2 separate regions of the Homo sapiens genome follow, and region 1 is linked to region 2. The links are chromatin loops, found by intact Hi-C in ENCODE. Cell type or tissue: mammary epithelial cell. All regions are shown on one strand. Region 1 overlaps ABTB3 (ankyrin repeat and BTB domain containing 3). Region 2 overlaps ABTB3 (ankyrin repeat and BTB domain containing 3).

Region 1 (5,000 bases), 78 kb after region 2:
AAACTCATTGAGATGTATATGTTACATACATACAGCTTTTCATATGTCAATCACTAAAAGAAAAAGCCCGTTCTGGTTACTGTGTGCAGATGAACCATAGAGGTCAGAGTGAAAGGAGGGACAGGGAGGAGGTCTCTGTGCTGGGCCGGGAGAAAAGAGGGAAGCTGAGAAGGGCAGGGGGAAGGAGAGGTGGGGTCATTAGGTGGAGCCTCAGCCCTACCTGTGTGGTTCCCAAGATACACTGGAGCCCCACCCCACAGATGGGCTCGGCATCCACACAGGCTCACTATAAGGGAATGGGTGGCCTGTGAATTCCAGGCAGCAACCAAGCCAGGTAGAGGTGAGATTTCTGACCTGTAGATGCCTGCCCTGGAGCAAGAGGACTGAGTCAAGAAGTGAGGAGCTGATTGGTCTGAGTGCTTCCTTCCTATTCCAAACACACCCACAGCTAAAGTTCAGACCCAGGTCCAGTCAAACCGAATGGCCAACCTTATCGTTAAGCCAGGCATGTCTGGCTAAGGTTAAATTCTAGAAGAAGAAAAAAAAAGCAGACAACTGAAGTGCTGTTATCTGCAAATTACAGCACCATTAAAGACGCGTGATTATTAGCACTTCATGTGTGTGGGTGACTGTCTTTACGTTCAAGCAACAGACAAACTGTTTGTTCTTCAAGAGACAAATGGTAGCCACACTTCCATGGCTGTTAACAACCAGAATAATAAAATAAAAGGGGTGAAGCCTTATGTTTGCAGAACACATTACCATTTGCTAATTGCCTAATATTGGCACAAGCAGGAGTGTTTTCTTCAGCTAAAGAGATATTAAATAATAATTTTTTGAATGGTCATGTAATTGCTTGGCATTAAAATTTATTGCACCTGGAGCAACTTCCCCCCAAGAGACAAGCAGCTGTAGCCTTCTGAAACTAGAATTTTTTTTTCCATCAGCATAATTGCTAAGAAGGATTTGGTGCTAACGCGTCCTTGCATCGCATCTTCAGCGCAAACTTTGGGGACGTTAAATTGAATGGCTCCAAGAACCTGAGAGGGGGAGTGAGGGCAACAACAGCAATTTATTGGTTAAGAAGAGAAAGGGAGAAGTTTTCAGATGGCTGATGTCTTTTATCTGCCGGAAGATGCGTTTCCAGAAAGCACAGATACTTGCATTTCCTGAGGATAAGGTATGGAACATGTAAAGAATATTCTAACGCCTCCTGAGGCTGCAGCACACAGGTTTCTGGTAGGCTCAGAGAGCAGCAAAGCAGGCAACGGGCTGTATTCACACACAGCTCCACCAGAATTAAACACCACATGCCACCTAAAAGAATCCATCCCGCAAGCTTCTGCAAGTGGATGGAAGACCATTTTTGAAAGGCAAACTTGTTTCTGTGGCCTGAAAACGCATGACTTGCAAACTATCCATTCTCAGTAGAATGGCTTATAGGTGATCTCTCCCACTATCTGTCAATGCATGAAAAAAGGGTGCAGTGTGAAACCCCCTCCCCACTCAGTCCTTCTCATTTCCAGAAAAGAACATCACATAGAGAGTTCACAGTGACTGTAACCCAGGGCAGGATCAGAGACACAGGGGTGACTCGATGCCTCGGCGCCTGGTTGTATCATCTTAGAGCTGATCTGGGCCCCGCTCAGGGTCTCTGGATCACCTTCAGATGGTCTCCCCATTAGAGAATATCCTCAGGAGAGACCGACTGAGGCCAGAGAAAAACAGGCAAAATGCAAATCAGTCTCTCTTGTTGAGACTTAGCAGCTCTGATCAAGAGCTGTTTGAAGGTGAGTCAAGGTCAAGAAAAGGCAAACCACCCCCACCCCCCAATACCCACTATAATAGGTTGAAGGGTGGCCTCGAAAAACAATATGTCCACATCCTAATCCCCAGAATGTGTGAATGTGACCTTATTCTGGGAGAGGGTCTTTGTGGATATAATTAATTAAATTAAAGATTTTGAGATTACCCAGGTGGGGCCCAAATCCAATGGCAATTATCTTTGTAAAAGAAAAGCAGGCTGGGCATGATGGCTCCGGCCGGGTGTGGTGGCTCACACCCGTGATTCCAGCACTTTGGGAGGCTAAGGCAGGTGGAGCACCCGAGGTCAAGAGTTTGAGACCAGCCTGGCCAACATGGTGAAACCCCGTCTTTACTAAAAAACAAATACAAAAATTAGCTAGATGTGGTGGCATACACCTGTAATCCCAGCTACTAGGGAGGCTGAAGTAGGAGAATCTCTTGAACCCAGGAGGCGGAGGTTGCAGTGAGCCAAGATCACGCCACTGTACTCCAGCCTGGGTGACAGAGTGAGACTCCATCTCAAAAAAAAAAAAAGAAAAAAGAAAAAGAAAAGCAGAGGGAGATTTGAGAGACAAGAGAGGAGGCAGTGTGACCATGGAGGCAGAAACTGGAGCAATGCCAGTGGCCCCAGAAGCTGAAAGAGGCAAAGAACTGGATGCTCTCCTGGAACCTCTGGAATGGGTGCTGCCTTGCTGACACCTTGACTTTGAGCTTCTGACCTCTGGAACTGTGTATGTTGGAATACATTTCTGTTGTTTTAAGCCACTGAGTTTGTGGTCATGTGTTACAACAGCCACGGGAAATGGACCCACATCATCAGAGGACATTAAGCTATGGAACACACCCATCCACAGCCCAGGCTTTCTCAAGAAGAACCCATGGGCCCCTAGGAGTTCAAGGATGACTCTTCTACTCCTGAAATCAGAGGTAAAATTCTGCATGACTGGGCACTCAAGCATTTTGGGGCAGGTGCGGCGGGGGGGGATGCAGAAGCGGGGAGAAAGTGTCCATAGCTTTCATCAGGCTCTCAAATGAGACCAGGACCCCCACAAAATATCAAACACCATAGAACTTCTCCACATTTTTTTTCTTACTGATCTATAATAGTTGCACATACTTTGGGGGTATGTGTTCCACAAAGATTTATAAAGCACCTATGACATGCTAGGTGCTCGGCTGTGCGCTAATAAGCAGAGCTGGCAGAAGTCCCACCATGCGCTGGGAAAATATACACAGAGAAACTCGCTCACCCTCTGGATACTGTGCCCACAAGGGCCACATTCCTTTAAGTCCTGAATGTGTTGGATCTGGCAGGTTATAGCAAGCAGGATAACCATTCTGGATGCTGAGTCACTCGCAGGCTTGCATATGTTGCCATGTGAAATCCTCACATCCTTAGAACATTCCAGAAATTCCAAAATGGCAGCCATACCCCTGACTGCCTGCCTCCCACAGAAGTGGCTCCAAATCCTCCTTTGACCACATGACTACATTAGTGGTATAGAAAACACAGCCCCAGAGTTCACTGCACTCACATGCATATCCCCAAGCCCAGCTTGTCACTCCCAGCATGGGTTGATTAGGCCTCTTAGGCATCTGTCACCTGATTCCCAGAAGGAACACAGAGACCGGTCAATAAGCTGCATGCGACCGGGATGGCGGGTCATTCCTGAATTCTCCCTCCTAGCACATCTGACCCCTTGGAGAGTCTTCAGTAGGTGCCTCCAGAATGCAGGAACATGACAATGTCCCCAACCCTTCTGCCATGGCTTAGGAAGAATCATAAAAACTCCTTGTTGGCAGATGTAGGGAACTGGGTACACGTGGGCTGTGCTGGTGGCACAGCCAGTGGGTTCTATTTTTGAGGAGGGTGCCCTGGAAATGCAGAGCAAGGGTTTAAAATGGTGTATAGCTGCAGTGTGCAATATGGCACCCACTAGTCAGGCATGGCTACTTAAATTATTCAAAATTTTAAAAAATTAAAAATTCAATTTCTCAGGCACACTTGCCCCATTTCAAGTATTAACAGCCACACGTGGCTAATAGCTGCTGTGTTGGACAGCACAGATACAGAACATTACCATCAGTGCAGAAAGTTCTACTGGATAAAACAGGGATAGGCCCTCTGGTCCTGTAATTCCACTTCAGGAATTACATCCCAAGGAAGTAATAAGGAAGAACAAAATATCCTGTATAGAGAGCACCATTTAAAGCAAGGGAAAGTTGGAAACATGCCAAATGCTTCTACATAGGAGACTAGCTAAGCAAGGGGTATCAGCTCAGGGAAAAAATAATGACCCTCTTATATCGTATATGTGTACTCATTCATTCATTCAACAAATAGTTACCTAGCACCTACTGTGTGCCAGGCCCTGCACCAACTGCATGAGACAGATGCCAAACAAGGCAGAGAAGTCCTCTGTCCTTACAGTACCTTCATCCCAGAGCAGAGAAGCAAGATTGTCAACAAGTAGATGAATGAATAAAGATCATTTCAAAATATGTTAAGTATGGTCAAAGCAACAAAAACCTTGAAGCCACAGAGAGTGACAGGTGGGAGAGAGTGCTGAGTAAAAGGTGTTCTCAGTGCACTGCTTCCCTAACCCTCTGAATGCCTCTGAAGGGCTCCTCCTACAGTGTGTGGATTAAAGTCAGGGCTGGGAATGTGCGTACTCAGTGTCAGCGTAAGCTGCAAGAGAAATGGTGGGTACGCACTGATTCTATTTCCATAAACACATGTGCCCACAGAGCAGCAACAATTGGAGGAGAACTCAGAGGCATGTATGTTTAATTAATGTTCTGCAAGGCTGGTTTTGGTTTGTTTTTGTAGCACTGATGCAGTTCAGTTTCAAAAAAGAAACCTCAGCTAAGCATAAACTGCTCCAAAATTAAAGCCAGGACAATGAGTGCATGAGGGACAAGGTGACTGCCTAGGGATGATGCTGTTAATACCCAAGAGGCAACTGGCCACCTCCTACGCTACCCTCCCTTGGAAGAATTAATTATTGTCTCCTCCATGTGCCTATCGGCCTTTAATCTGTTTTGTTGTTGTTGTTTTTTTTTTTTCCCAAGACAACAGGGTCTTGCTCTGTCACCCAGGCTGGAGTACAGTGGTGCAATCTTGGCTCATTGCAACCTCCACTTCCTGAGCTCAAGCGATCCTCCCACCTCAGCCTCTCAAGTAGCTGGGACCA
Region 2 (5,000 bases):
TTTCAAAGAGAATAAAATACCTAGGAATCCAACTTACAAGGAATGTGAAGGACCTCTTCAAGGAGAACTACAAACCATTGCTCAACAAAATAAAAGAGGATACAAACAAATGGAAGAACATTCCAAGCTCATGGATAGGAAGAATCAATATCGTGAAAATGGCCATACTGCCCAAGGTAATTTATAGATTCAATGCCATCCCCATCAAGCTACCAATGACTTTCTTCACAGAATTGGAAAACACTACTTTAAATTTCATATGGAAACAAAAAAGAGCCCGCATTGCCAAGTCAATCCTAAGCCAAAAGAACAAAGCTGGAGGCATCACGCTACCTGACTTCAAGCTATACTACAAGGCTACAGTAACCAAAACAGCATGGTACTGGTACCAAAACAGAGATATAGACCAATGGAACAGAACAGAGCCCTCAGAAATAATACCACACATCTACAACCATCTGATCTTTGACAAACCTGACAAAAACAAGAAATGGGGAAAGGATTCCCTATTTAACAAATGGTGCTGGGAAAACTGGCTAGCTATATGTAGAAAGTTGAAACTGGATCCCTTTACACCTTATACAAAAATTAATTCCAGATGGATTAAAGACTTAAATATTAGACCTAAAACCATAAAAACCCTAGAAGAAAACCTAGGCAATACCTGCCCAGCTTTTTGGAGATGCAAAAGAAGAGGACATATTCAAGTCATTTAAAACTGAAGAGATGACACTGGCATGGACAAAATAATCTGGAAATAAAATAGTGTCAATAGACAAGTGTTAAATAATTTAAACCAACTAGCAGGTGAGGGGAGACAGAATGCCAAGACCAGAAGTTAAAGTCCACTCCTCACCCTGCCTGAACCACAAGGCCTCAGCAAAGGCTCCTCCTTTGAAGATGGGCACCTTTGTAAGGTGGGCCTTTCACACTCCTGCTCTCGTCCCCACTGCCTGATTGGTGGCTCCAGACACACTGAGCTACTCACTTTCTCCTAAATATTTCACCTTCACATCTAACAGAGGGTGAGACAACGGGGTAGGGAACCCTAGTAGATGACTTTTTGGATAAATAAATAATGAATAATGAATAACAGGGCCGGGTGTGGTGTCTCACGCCTGTAATCCCAGCACTTTGGGAGGCCGAGGTGGGCGGATCACCTGAGGTCAGGAGTTCAAGACCAGCCTAGTTAACATGGTGAAACCCCGTCTCTACTAAAAATACAAAAAATTAGCTGGCTGTGGTGGTGGGTGCCTGTAATCCCAGCTACTCAGGAAGCTGAGGCAGGAAAATCACTTGAACTCGGGAGGCGGAGGTTGCAGTGAGCTGAGATCATGTCACTGCACTCCAGCCTGGGTGACACAGTGAGACTCTGTCTCCAAAAAAATAAAAAAAAAAAGAATAATGGATGAATGATACAGATGACCATTAGATTTTAATGTTTCCATAATCAGGAAATTAGTCAATGGATTTTCTTCTAAGACTCTAATCCAATCTTGTTTTTTTCAAATATTTTTGACTGTGACTCAGAGTAAGAATATATTTTATATCACAGCCTGGTGTGTGTGTGCGCACACACACACACACACACATGCACACACACACTCTTCATAATTTCCATTAAAATATTAATGGAAAATAACAGTGACCCTTACTACATGTGAGGCACTCTCATTTGTTTTCCTTTTCACTTCTCTTCCATCTTAGTAATAAAAAATGCTGACTGCAGCAACAAAAGTGACATCATGATCCACTAATGGGTCGACATGGGCAGTCTGAAAACACTGTGGGCTATGACACAGATTCACCATTTCCTGGGCACTACCTAGTGCTGTACTTTAGGAACCCTCAGCTTTCAGGGAAGAAAAGACCTTCCCAGAAATGCTCACCATCCAAGCCCAGCCTCCTGCCTCTCCCTTGACAGCCATGTCATTCTCCTGTTCAGCTCAGGCAGGAACACACTGAGTCATCCTTACTTCCTCTGGTTTGCCCACCTGCCAAGACATTAAGTCAGAGGCTAAGTCAAGTAGCTGTTGCCACGGCAATGAATCTTGGGCCAATTCCTCATCTGATGGTCCTGGTGTCTCTGACTAATTCAGGAACTTACCACCCCTTAAAGAGTTCACTGCAAAAAGTGCCATATAATCATGACCCACTCCAACATGTGACCCAATTTTCAGGGTAAGGAGACCCTCTAGTTAGGGAAAGGGGATGATGGTCAGAGGGGACTTCACAGCAAAGGAGACTCGAGACCTGGGCCCTGAATGTTGGGGAGAAGGTTGTCTAATTAATAGTACAGATGACTCACATATTCTCAACGGGATTGCTTTCTTAGTATTTGCACTATTTGCAGCAAGTCAACAACCCAGATCTTTGTTTTAAAATGTTGCTTCACATATTGAGCAACTGGGACTTGGAGGCCTGAGCAAATGGGACTTGGAGACTGGAATCCAGAGCTTCAGTCTTAGCTCTGCCACTTCTCACTGTGTTTGACTTTCGGCAGGTCATAGAATCTCTCTGGACCTCAGTTTCCTCTTCTGTGAAATGGGGGTGATAGTAATGACCTTGTTTTCCTCATCGGACTTCTGGGGATGGGAGTGAGGTATGAGAGCGAAATGAGATCATGTGTATCAAAGTATTTTGCATGTGCTAAGCAAACAGTAGGTTCCCAACATATGTTAACTGAGAGGAAAGTCAGTTAACGTGCACTAACCCAGCTTTCGACTACTTTGTCCCTTATTAAAAGAATCAACAATTTCCCTTGGAATTATTTCTCCTTCTTTTAGAGGATTATGAAATTTAAATATGGAAATATAATTATTCAAAGAAGCTTTGAGAGTTAGATTATAGAGATTAGGGAAATCTATAATTGATCTATTACACAAAGATTATATACCAGGGTTTAATTTTCTTTTTCCTCATTGGAGACTCTACATGGGGTATACAGGTAAACTGAAGTTATTTATTTATTTTTCATGTAAAAATATGCTTGGTCAGGGAGAAGGTCCTAGCATCATGTTTTAGTGTCAGATGCAGGCCTGAGTTTTGGACTACTCATCAATTTCCACTATTGGGGTCAAGGGCAGCCGTGGCCTGGTGATGAAGACCCAAGTTTAGATACAGAGGGAACTGAGGTTCAAATATGAGTTTGAGTGGACCTAAAGGAAATAATTTCCCTGGAGAGCAAATGAACATAAGCCAGGATCCACAGTGGGCTGGAGGGTCACGGTCTCCCTGAAATTCTGTTACTTTGAGTGTGTTGTGCATTTGTCTAAGGGGGGAGTTCATTCAAATTCTCCAAAGGGTTTATGGGTCCTAAAAAAGGGCAAACTAATGCCTTTGATTGTCCACATTCCCATTTATTCAAGGTTTCTCTGCTCTGGGACTGGCCTGGCGGCAAGGTGGGGTAGAGCAAGAGGGACAAGATACCGGCACTGCCAGAGCTTGATACCATCCTGCAGCTGCCCTCTGTGCAACTGGGACAAAGAACTTCCTGCTCTCCAGCCAGCTTCTGCATCAGCAAAGAGGGGTTAAACTATCTACTTCATAGGTTTATTGCAGGGATTAAACAAGATAATATACTTAAAGCCTCTGGCCTATAGAAAGTACCTGATAAATACCCTGTTCCCACAGATGTGCAGTCCTGTTTATTTAATGTCTGGATTCAAATGGTCTTGCAGATCATCTTCCCAAAATCTTGTGCAACTGGAGACAGACAACCATTTGGTAAGGTCATTTTGAACAAAAAATATGAAAGCTGCTGCTCTGGGCAGAACCCTGGGCCAACCATGTCTGGCACTGTGTCTCTGATAGAGGCCATCAGGGTGCATTGCTGCCTCCCAATGTGCCTACTTTTCTAGATGTATAGGATGGCCCCTTGGCAAATAGAACACCCTGACATCCTTTCACTCTCCTCTGGGCTTTTCTCTGTGTCTATGTTTTTTTATTGAACGCAGGGGACAGGGATGCTATATTAGTCCATTTTCACACTGCTATGAGGAAATACCCGAGACTGGGTGATTTAGAAAGGAAAGAGGTTTAATTGTCTCACAGTTCCGCATTGCTGGGGAGGCCTCAGGAAACTTATAATCATGGCAGAAGGCAAAGGAGAAGCAGGCACCTTCTTCACAGGGCGGCAGGACAGAGTGAGTGCAAGCAGGGGAAATGCCAGGCATTTACAAAACCATCAGATCTCGTGAGGACTCACTCACTTTCAGGAGAACAACATGGGGGAAACTGCCCCCATGATCCAATTACCTCCACCTGCTCCCGCCCTTGACATGTGAGGATTATGGGGATTACAATTCAAGGTGAGGGGGTGGGGACACAGAGCCAAACCATATCAGATGCTACTTATCTACGAAGAGAAAACCAAGTAAGAGAACCATCAGCATTGATCCATCCAACCTTCAATGATGATAATGGTGGTAGTGATGAAGGAGGAGAAGGAGGAGAACAGCCAACTTTTATGGAGTACAAACTATGGGCCAGGCACTCTGCTTAGCATTTTACATGTTTAAATTCAGATTTATTTTAATCCTCTCAGCCACACTATATGGTAGGAAATCCAACATTTATTAGGAGACAGTATAAGGTAACTGTTAAGAGCAAAGGCTCGGGGTTGACATTGCCTGGGTTTGAACCCTGGTTGCTTTACTTACTACTTGTGTAGCTTTAGGCAAGTAAGTATAATCATTCTGTGCCTTGGTTTTCCTATCTGTAAAATGGTAATATTAATAGTGCCTACCTCACAGGGTTGGAGGAAGATTAAAAAAGTTAATATGTATAAAACATTTGGAAAATACCTGGCATAGAGGAAGTGTTATAAAATATTTGCCATTATTATCTCTACTTTATAGGGAATGCAATAAAACTTAGAGATGTTCAGTAATTTGCCTAAGGTCACGTAGATCCTAAAAATGGGGCTAGGAATTGAATACCAAGTCTTCTGATTCCAGAGCTCAATCTCTTAGCCACTCAGCATACTGCTTCTTGGTTAC

Evidence for each region. Hi-C counts contacts between places; a loop is a spot of excess contacts. Peaks named below come from ENCODE experiments on the same cell type or tissue, not always from the same donor. Only the 100,000 strongest peaks of a DNase experiment are listed, where the experiment ranks them.
Region 1: it touches region 2 in a loop (8-fold over the local background); 1 of 110 quality-filtered maps calls a loop at or near these places.

Annotation. Positions count from the first base shown.
Region 1 is chr12:107,434,742-107,439,741 of GRCh38, reverse strand. The region is part of intron 1 of ABTB3 (ankyrin repeat and BTB domain containing 3); the gene reads right to left. Among named protein-coding and RNA genes, the nearest start is that of ABTB3, 120 kb to the right of the region's middle. RefSeq lists an enhancer at 3,084-3,584. In mammary epithelial cell, no CTCF peak of the experiment used is centred here; a DNase peak (open chromatin) is centred at 3,121; H3K27ac peaks cover 1,535 bases.
Region 2 is chr12:107,512,628-107,517,627 of GRCh38, reverse strand. The region is part of intron 1 of ABTB3 (ankyrin repeat and BTB domain containing 3); the gene reads right to left. Among named protein-coding and RNA genes, the nearest start is that of PWP1, 170 kb to the left of the region's middle. RefSeq lists an enhancer at 1,842-2,136. In mammary epithelial cell, no CTCF peak of the experiment used is centred here; a DNase peak (open chromatin) is centred at 1,967; H3K27ac peaks cover 2,722 bases.